Linked DNA regions of Homo sapiens: region 2 is linked to region 1. Evidence: read pairs that join two places in POLR2A ChIA-PET (ENCODE). Cell type or tissue: OCI-LY7. All regions are shown on one strand. Links, peaks and the distances in the headings refer to the core of each region. The heading gives the core; the rest is flanking DNA.

Region 1 (5,391 bases), core at 142-5,141:
TGTTGCCCAAGCTGGTCTCAAACTCCTGGCCTCAAGCGATCATCCCACCTTAGCCTCCCAAAGTGCTAGGATTACAGGCGTGAGCCCAATTGTTTTACAACAAACTGTCCATAATCATGGTGAAAACCAGCAGCCTGGAAGTCACTGAAGTGAACAGAACTATACAGAAGCTCCTCAAAAGCCTCAATCCCAAAAAATTATCCCTACTTGACCTGTCTGGCAGCTCCCTGAAATGCTCCATTTTTAGAATTTGTCTTTATTTGATGTACTCAGAGCTACTGTATGCAAACAGCACTAACTCGGGGCATTTGTCAAAAAAAATCAACAATTGTTTAACATCACAGCTGCCTGAGGCAGCAAAACCAGTTGGAGCTAACAAGAGGACAACCAAAAAACTTTAAAGACAGAAACAAAAACTGAAAATGAGATGTTTGCAGAAGGCTTTGAAAAGCTTCAGTGTATGCCTAAGAATCTGGAAGGCCATGCATATATTCAGGAAAATCCTGAGAAGGGCCTAATCTCTCTCTCACCTTCCGCTAATCTTGAGGGTCCACACAAGCAGAAAGAAAAGGTTGAGACACAACTGTAAGCTACCTATGGAGCACTGAAGTCATGTCCAACTTGCACACACAGACTCTCAGCAAAAGCCAAGAGACTTATTGATTCAAGGCATTAAAGAAATCTCCGTTCAAACATTAGCTGACCACTAAGCTAACAAGGCATGACAAAGAACACAGACTTTAAAGAAATAGACTAGGAACATCACTAAAAAAAAAAACAGCAACACAAGGAGCAACCACAAAGCCTGGGAAGGAGAGATTATACTATTTAAAATGTCTACTTTCAGTAACAACAAAATTATAAGAAATTAAGAAATAGGAGAGTATGGCTCATACATACAGAAAAAAGGAGTCAATAAAAACTATCTCTGAGTAAACCAGACATTTGACTAAGTAGAAAAACACTTTAAATCAGCTACCACAAATACATTCAAAGAATTAAAAGAAATCATGTCTAAAGAAGTATGACAACAACGTCTCATGAAACAGAGTACCAATAAAGAGAAATTATAAAACAAGATCCAAATAAAAATTCTGAACTTGAAAACTCTGATTAAATTAACCAGAGGGGCTCAACAACAGATGTGAGCAGGCAGAGGAAAGAATCAGCAAACTTGAAGATTAGTCAGTTGAGATGATCCAATCTAAGGAACAGAAAGAAGAAATTATAAAGAAAAATGAACTGAGTCTCACAGACTTGTGGGGCACCATCAAATCTATCAAATATAATGGGAGTCCTCGAAGGAGAGAGAAAAAAGAGAATAAATAAATAATAATGAAAAATAATAGCCAAAATTTTGCCAACTTCGATGAAAAACATTAATTTCCACATCCCATCCAAGAAGCTCAACAAACTCAAAACAAGGTAAATTCAAAGAAATCTGCACTTAGACACATCCACAGTCAAACTATCAAAAAGCTGAAGAGAGAATCTTGATAGCAGAGAAAAACTGACTTATCATATAAAAAGGATCCTTGTTAAGATTGATAACTGACTTCTTTTCAAAATCTAGGAAGTCCACAAACAGTAAGAAGACATATTCAAAGTGCTGAAAAAAAAAAACCTGTCAACCAAGAATTCTATTTCCAGTAAAATTATCCTTCAAAATACAAAGGAGAAATGAAGACATTTCCAAATTTAAAAAAAAAAAAGTGATAATTCACCACTAGCAAACCTGCCATCTAGAAGATACTTACTAAAGGGCATCCTTCCTTTAAGCTGAAATGAAAGCACACTAGACAGTAACTCAAATCCACATGAAGAAATAAAGATTATCAGTAAAGGGAACTACATAGATAAATAATAATGACAACGTAAGCCTATTTTTGTTTGTAACTCTTTTCTTCTACCTGATTTTAAAAACTTCATAAAGCAATAATTATAAAACTGTGCTGATAAACTTTTAATGTATAAAGATATAGTTTGTATGACAATAATAGCACTGAGGAGCTGGAAGGGAACAGAGCTACATTGGAGTAGTTTATATACTATTGAAACTAAGTTACCATTAATCTAAACAAGATTGTTTTAGGTTAAAGTGTTAATTAGAATCCCTAGGATGACCACTAACAAAATAATTAAAAAAAAAAAAAGAGTAGTAAAAGAAAAAGTGGGCCAGAGTGGAAAGGACAGATTGCAGAGGCATTTAGGGGGTAGAGTCAATGGAACCTTGGGTTAGATGAAAGTGACATATTCTCCCTCAAGAAGCTGACAAAGATTCTCTTCTTGCCCAAACTTTAGTCAGGTTTCTAAACCTTTTCCTAGACACACCTGTGTACTTCCTTGTAAAATCCAGTTGTAGCAAAAGAACGCCATTAAAACAATTTATCCAGAACCCGCCCATCCTCATAATCTAATCACCCTTGATAGCTGATCAGAGTCCTCATCTTCTACAATCCCCCAGGTGATGTCTGATCACCCCAGCCTGTCGTCAGCAAGAATTTTGTTAGGTTGGCTTAGCCAGAATCTCCCTTAACCCTGACATTTCCTCTTAACAATTTTCTATCCACCAACTCCCACACTGTTCCTTGGCTATAAACTACCACTTGCCCATGCTGCATTGGGGGTTGAGCCCAGTCTTTCTCCCCCACTGCAAGACTCATAGTGACAGTCCTGAATAAAGTCTTCCTTACCCGGCTTTAACACATATCATTGATTTATTTTTTCTTTAACAGAGCACATAGTCTAGTGGAAGAATCTGAAGAGTGAACAAAAAGCTATTCTATATCATGACCAATGACTGGAACAAAGAATAGGAGAGGAGAGTGGCATGAGATGAGACTAAGATTAGATCAAGAAATTAATAGCTAAGGATGGACCTTTGTTCCCAAAATACTAAAAACTCATTTAAAGAATTTTGAGAAAAGAAGTGACATGATTTTGGGCAAATAATGATTGCAAGTCATTAGGGAAATACAAATCAGGACCACAATGAGATGTCACTTCACATGTCTGACTATGGCTGTAATAAAAAAGACAAACAATAACAAGTGTTAGTGAGGATGTGGAAAAACTAGAATCCTCACACATTGCTAGTTAGAATGTAACATGGTGTAGGTGATTTGAAAACCATATTGGTGGTCGGGCGCAGTGGCTCATGCCAGTAAACCCAGCACTTTGGGAGGCTGAGGTGGGCGGATCACATGAGGACAGGAGTTTGAGACCAGCCTGATCAATGTGGTGAAACCCCATCTCTACCAAAAAATACAAAAATTGCTGGGGATGGTAACCTGCACCTATAGTCCCAGCTGCTGGAGAGGCTGAGGACCTGGAGGTTGAACCTGGGAGGGGGAGGTTGCAGTGAGCCGACATTGCACCACTGCACCCCAGCCTGGGCCACAAAGTGAGACCCTGTCTCAAAAAAAAAAAAAAAAAAAAAACAAAACAAAACATTTTGGTAATTCCTTGAAATGTTAAACATAGAGTTACCATGTGACCTAGCAATTTATCTTCTAGGTAAAACCCAAGAAAGTTGAAAATATGTCCATATAAAAACTTGCATATGGATGCTTGGAGTGGCAATATTCACAATAGTCCGAAAGTGGAAACAATCCAAATGTCCATCAACTGATGAAAGGATAAGCAAAATGTGGAATATCCACACAATGGAATATAATTTAGCCATAAAAAGCAATGAACTACAGCATCAATAAACCTTGAAAACATTATGCTAAGATAAGCAAGATACAATGGCTACATATCCCATGTATATAAAATGTCCAAAATAGACAAATCTATAGAAACAGAAAGTATATTAGTAGTTGCTAAATGCTGGGAGGGTGGTGGGGGAGAGAGAAGAAAGAAAATGGGAAATAACTATTAATGAGTATAAAGTTTCTTCATGGAGTGATGAAAACGTTAGATAACAGTATGGTTGTACAACTCTGAATAAACTAAAATTACTGAATTGTACAATATGGAAAGGTGAACTTTATGGTATATGAATTATATCTCAATAAAACTGTTATAAACCAAAAACCATGATGAGTTACTTTTTCACACCTGGTAGACTAAGATTAAAAAGACTATGCTGACAAGGATGTAGAACATCACTGTCGGTCAAAGGTAAAATGGTACAACTGCTTTGGAGAATTGTTTGGCAGTGAGTTAAAAAGTTAAACAGGCATCTATAGTATGACATATCAACTCAACTCCTAGATTTTTACTCAACAGAAGTAAAAACTGATAACTACAAGAATTGTACAGGAATGTTCACAGCAGGCTTCAAATGAAAGCCATCCAAATGTCTATCAATAGGAGAATGGATAAACAAACTGTGGTATGTTTATACAATGGAACATTATTCAGGAATTAAAAACAAACTGATAGGTACAGCAACATAGATGAATCTCAAATTAATGCTCTTCATGAGAAAAAAAATACATACACACATACAACCATACCATGTGACTCTATTTATATATAGCTAAAGAACAAGCAAAACTAATCTACCATCATAAAAAAAAAAAAAAAAAAAAAAAAAGAACAGTGATTTCCAGGGCAGGGTAAAGGGGTAGGAACACAAGAGAACATTTGGGATGATTAATGTAATCTTGGTGGTTATACAGGTTTATAAAATTGTCAAAACCAACCAAAATAAATACTTAAGATCTGTGCATCTGTTCACGATAGCAAAGACTTGGAACCAACCCAAATGCCCATCAATGATAGACTGGATAAAGAAAATGTGGCACCTATACACCATGGAATACTATGTAGCCATAAAAAATGATGAGTTCATGTCCTTTGCAGGGACATGGATGAAACTGGAAACCATCATTCTCAGAAAACTAACACAGGTACAGAAAACCAAACACTGTATGTTCTCACTCATAAGTGGGAGTTGAACAATGAGAACACATGGACACAGGGAGGGGAACAACACACACTGGGGCCTGTCAGGGGGTAGGGGGCTAGGGGAGGAATAGCATTAGGAGAAGTATCTAATGTAGATGACCGGTTGATGGGTGCAGCAAACCACCATGGCACGTGTATACCTATGTAACAAACCTGCGTGTACTGCACATGTGTCCCAGGGCTTAAAGTATAATTAAAAAAAAAAAAAGTTCTGTGCATTATATGTAAATCTTATTCCAGGTAAAAAAGAAACAGTAGGATGTGAGAAAAATAAATGTTTCTACTGAAATATTGATGGGTGAAGTAATAGGATGTCTGGGATAGGTTTTAAATACTCCAGAACAAAAATCAGTTAAAAGAAGATTGGCATAATATTGATAAATGTTGAAGCTGGATGATAAAATCATTAGGTTTATACTATTCTCTCTAGCTTTAAATAACTTTGAAAATTCCTATAATGAAAAGTTAAAAGTT
Region 2 (5,391 bases), core at 158-5,157, 480 kb before region 1:
AAAAAACAAAAAACTAACAGACACTTCTGATAAAGTGTTGTAATGTTAACCAGCTTGCCCTGGGGCAGAAAGTTTCATCCTAAGCCTTCTATAGGTTTAGAAACAGGACCCTAGGCCGGGGCAGTGGCTCACGCCTGTAATCCCAGCACTTTGGAAGGCTGAGGTGGGTGGATTACCTGAGGTCAGGAATTCAAGTCCAGCCTGGCCAACATGGTGAAACCCAATCTCTACTAAAAAATACAAAAATTAGCTGGGCATGGTGGCGCACACCTGTAGTCCCAGCTTCTTGGGAGGCTGAGGTAGGAGAATCACTTGAACCCGGGAGGCAGAGGTTGCAGTGAGCCGAGATTGCGCCACTGTACTCCAGCCTGGTGACAGAGCAAGACTCCGTCAAAATAGTAATAATAATAATAATAATAATAATAATAATAAGAAGAAGAAGAAGAAGAAGAAGAAGAAGAAGAAGAAACAGGACTCTAGTGGCTAGGAATGAAATTCTGGGATAAGCTTGTGTTAAAGTAGACCATGTGCGTTTCCAAACAGTGAGAACAGGTCACTAGCAAACAATGGCATTTTGTTTGAGAAATGGAGAGCGAGCAAGACTGGAGCATTACCATCATGATGGCCTGTCAGGCTTTTCAGAGAAGAAATGAACTGATTAACCACAAGTGCATTATTCCAACAAGCCAAAAGTCTTCCATCCCATGGGCCAGGGTAATTTTCCCAGGTTAGATCCAGGGTTTGGGTGAAATTTAACTTTAAGATGTGGGTGCCAAAAGAGAGAATTGGCTTGTGGGGCCTTTCACCAGAGACCCATGCCAGTGACTGAATGACCTGGATTAGGTATGCATACTTGCAAGCCTCTTATTTGGGAATTACACTAATGGTTACCTGTTTTGTGTGACCAAAAATGTTGAGAACTGAAGACATCAAATTATAACTGCAGTATAGGGGCCCAGAAGAAGGGACCCTCACAATCTATCTACACACTCTATTTCCAAAGGATAAGATTGCAAGAGCCAGGAGGACCAACTCCAGCTTCTGGGATGGAAGGTTCAGCAACTCTACTACGGGGGGTCCTGTTTAGTCACAGAGTGGGCTAGGAAAATTTTGTCCCAGCCCCTTAATTTTCCAGGGTAAGGGTTGATTTTCTGTGAGAAGTATTTAATGCTATTCTTTGCTAAAGAGCCGGGTAAACTCTGAAAAATTAAATCCAAAGCTGGTTATTTAAAAATAACTATGTTCTTAACACTCTTGCAGACAAACCTAAATATCAGATAGAAAGTCCTTGTATCATTTCTATTTGAAAATTGAAGATTTTATTGCCTCTTTTCTTATGTACTGCACCATCTTACATCAGAAGACCAGGGCTTGTTTTGACAGGGATTATTATAATTGCAGCATAATTTGTATTAGACCCATGTAACAAGCCTGTCTACTTCATGGAAATTGCAGTGGGTTGCCCAGTCATTCCAGTTAATCAGACACTCATCGTGTGGGAAGCCCAGCATTGAGTTTGGTGCTTTGATGCACGTCTGAGACAGTGTGATGTGGTTAAGCATAGGAATTGTGAGCCTCTGAGTGGATAACCTTACCTATCTCTCATTTACAGGTATGTGAAACAAGAAGTTCTGGGTCCTTTCATCATAAGGGAGAAGCTTCAGAAAGTTCCGAGGACCTGCTAAAATCAGCTACTAGAATCTGCTGCCAGAGGGGACAAAGACGTGCACTCAACCTTCTACCAGGCCACTCTCAGGCTCACCTTAAAATCAGCCCTTGATCCCATTTCTGGGCAATTTAGACAGTGAAACTGACTTTGTTTACCTGCTTGCAGCATATTAGAACAGACGATCCATGCTAATATTGTATTTTCTCTTAAAACATAGCTTTCCTGTAATTTAAAGTGCTTTTATGAAAATATTTGTAATTAATTATATATAGTTGGAAATAGCAGTAAGCTTTCCCATTATAATATATTTTTGTATACAAATAAAATTTGAACTGAAGTCTGCTTCCTTTTCTTTTTCTTTATTTTTTAAAATATATTTCCATTCAAATAATATTCTAGTGGGAGTAACATGCCTCTTGTTTCCTTAGCAAGGCCCCTGGGTGCTGTCTGATTGCACTAGACAAGAGGACAGTAAACTTAAAGTGTTCCTTTAGCTCATTCAGTGCTCTGGAAGGAAATGCTGGCAGACGGCTGCTGGGAAATTTTAATTTCAGGATTGTGATTTCATTGGAAGTTAGGTTTCTATTCTGTCTCTGCCCTCCTTCTCATATCTTGGCACCATTGCAGGTGGCATGGACTCTTTCTTTGAATTAAGGGAAGTACCAGTTCTTACAATCCAGGACTTAAATACGAGGGAAAGTTGAGATAGCTGGAAGACTTGAAAATGATGGTGCTTTTCTAAGATCTGTGTGGAGGAAGATTGATGGTGCTGGTTTTCATGGAATGTCCAGCAAACCTCTGGTGTGAAGAGTTTGACGGGTGGGCTTTGCACATAGAAGCCACTGACCACTTCTCCCACTTGCCTTTGTGGGGGCTGGAGAGAGGCATAAAAATAAGAAAGCTCATAATTTTCGTATCTATGCTTTTCTGTCTTTAAAACCTCCTCTAAAATAACCAGGCATTACTTTCATAATCAGAATAAAGTTATTTTAAAACTTGAATCCCTATATTCCTAAAGGACATAAATCCAAAACATAACTACTTATAATTTTACTTGTATCTTCAAAAGCTAACTACTATATTTGATGTGTTTTTTAGGGAATCGGGAAACTAAATTGCTTTTCTTTAACTTTTTTCTTTTCCTCAGCTTCCAGGAAAACTTTTGGGTTGAACTCAAATATTTTCTTTATTTCTTTTTTAAAAATTGAGATCTAATTCACATACTACAGCACCCAGTTCAGCGGTTTTTAGCATATCCACAGGTACTGCAGCCATCACCACTGTCTATCTACTTCTCTGTCTCCACGAACGTGTCTATTCTGGATCTTTCATATAACGAATATGTAATCTTTTGTGTCTGGCTTCTTTCACTTAGCATAGTATTTTCAAAGTTCATCCATGAGTAGCATGAATCAGTACTTCATTTCTTTTCACGGCCAAATCATAATCCACTGTGTGGATATGCCACAGTTGTTTATCTGTTCATTGGTTGGTGAAGATTTGGGTTGTTTCCACTTTTTAGCTAACAAATAATATTGTTATGAATACCCATGTATTAGTTTTTGTGTGGACATATGTTTTCATTTCTCTTGGGTGTATAACTAGGAGTGGAATTCCTGGGTCGTATGTTAATTCTGTTTAACTTTTTGAGAAACTGTCAAACTTTTCCAAAGCAGTTTGGAAAAACCATTTTACATTCCCACTAGCAATGTATGAGGATTCCAGTTTCTCTAAATCCTTGCCAACTTGTTATTGTCTGCCTTGTCATTCTAGCAGGTGGGAAGTGGTATCACATTGTGGTTTTATTTTACATTTCTTTTTTTTTTTTTTTTTTGAGATGGAATCTTGCTCTGTCGCCCAGGATGGGTGCTAGTGGCGGGATCTCGGCTCACTGCAAGCTCTGCCTCCCGGGTTCACGCCATTCTCCTGCTTCAGCCTCCCGAGTAGCTGGACTACAGGCGCCCGCCACCACGCCCGGCTAATTTTTTGTATTTTTAGTAGAGACAGAGTTTCACCATGTTAGCCAGGATGGTCTCAATCTCCTGGCCTCGTGAGCGGCCCTCCTCGGCCTCCCAAAATGCTGAGATTACAGGTGTGAGCCACCACGCCCGGCCTATTTTGCATTTCTCTGTGACTAATGATGTCTTTTCATGTGCTTACTGGCCATTTGTATATCTTCTTTGGAGAAATGTCTATTCAAATCCTTGGCCCATTTTAAAATTAGGTTGTCTTTTTAACTTTTTTTAATTTTAGTTTTTGTGGGTACATAGTAGGTGTATGTATTTATGGGGCACATAAATTGTTTTGATATGGGCATGTAATGTGTGATAATCACATCATGGAAAATGGGGTGTCCACTCCCTCAAGCATTTATCCTGTGTCACAATCCAATTATACCATTTTAGTTATTTTTGAATGTACAGTTAAATTATTATTGACTATAGTCACCCTGTCATGCTATCAAATACTAGGCCTTATTCATTCATTCCAACTATACTTTGTGCCCATTAACCATGCCTACCCTTCCCAGCCTCTGGTAACCAACCTTCTACTCTATAATTCCATGGGTTTAACTGTTGACTTTTGGATCCCACAAATAAGTGAGAACATGCGATGTTTGTCTTTCTGTGCCAGGCTTATTTCACTTAACATAATGACCTCCAGTTCAATCCATGTTGTTGCAAATGACTAAATCTCATTCTTACGACTAAATAGTACTCCAGTTTGCGTAAGTACCATGTTTTCTTCATCCATGCATCTGTTGATGGACACTTAGGTTGCTTCCAAATCTTGGCTATTGTGAATAGAGCTGCAACAAATATGGGAGTGCAGATATCTCTTTGATATACTGATTTCCTTTTTTGGGGGACATATACCCAGCAGTGGGATTGCTGGATCATATGGTAGGCTCTATTTTTAGTTTTCTGTGGAATCTCCAAACTGCTCTTCATAGTGGCTGTAGTAATTTACATTCCCACCAACAGTGTACAAGGATTCCCTTTTCTCTACATCCTTGCCAACATCTGTCATTGCCTGTCTTTTGGATAAAAGCCATTTTAACTGGGGTGGGATGATATCTCATTGTAGTTTTGATTTGCATTTCTCTAATCAATAACGTAGAGCACCTTTTCATATGTCTGCCATCTGTTTGTGTTCTTTTGAGAAATGTCTATTCCAATCTTTTGCCCATTTTTAAATCAGATTATTAGATTTTTTTTCCTATAGAGTTGTTTTAGCTCTTTATATATTCTGACTATTAATCCATTGTCAGATGGGTAATTTGCAAATATTTTCTCCCATTCTGTGGGTTGTCTCTTCACTTTATTGATTGTTTCATTTGCTGTGCAGAAGCTTTTTAACTTGATGTTACCCCATCTAGTCCATTTTTGCTTTAGTTTCCTGTGCTTGTGGGGTATTACTCAAGAAATCTTTGCCCAGACTGATGTCTTGGAGAGCTTCTCCAATGTTTTCTTTTTGTAGTTTCATAGTTTGAGGTCTTAGATTTAAGTGTTAAATCCATTTTGATTTGATTTTTGTATATAGTGAGAGAAGGAGGTCTAGTTTCTTTCTTTGCATATGGATATCCAGTTTTCCCAGCATCATTTATTGAAGAGACTGTCCTTTCCCCAGTGTATGTTCTTGCCACCTTTGTTAAAAATGAGTTTACTGTAGGCATGTGGATTTGTTTCTAGGTTCTCTGTTCTGTTCCATTGGTCTATGTG

What was found. Peaks named below come from ENCODE experiments on the same cell type or tissue, not always from the same donor. Only the 100,000 strongest peaks of a DNase experiment are listed, where the experiment ranks them.
Region 2: POLR2A ChIA-PET joins it to region 1 with 5 read pairs; 3 of 35 experiments call an interaction of 5 or more read pairs at or near these places.

Annotation. Positions count from the first base shown.
Region 1 is chr13:41,944,514-41,949,904 of GRCh38, forward strand. All of the region lies in intron 2 of VWA8 (von Willebrand factor A domain containing 8), which reads right to left. Among named protein-coding and RNA genes, the nearest start is that of VWA8, 14 kb to the right of the region's middle. RefSeq lists enhancers at 161-661, 662-1,162. In OCI-LY7, for the core only: no CTCF peak of the experiment used is centred there; no DNase peak of the experiment used is centred there.
Region 2 is chr13:41,468,866-41,474,256 of GRCh38, forward strand. It overlaps RGCC (regulator of cell cycle), which reads left to right. Exons shown (of 5, transcript NM_014059.3): 5 at 1,613-2,006. The coding sequence ends at 1,620. Among named protein-coding and RNA genes, the nearest start is that of RGCC, 14 kb to the left of the region's middle. In OCI-LY7, for the core only: no CTCF peak of the experiment used is centred there; no DNase peak of the experiment used is centred there; H3K27ac peaks cover 370 bases.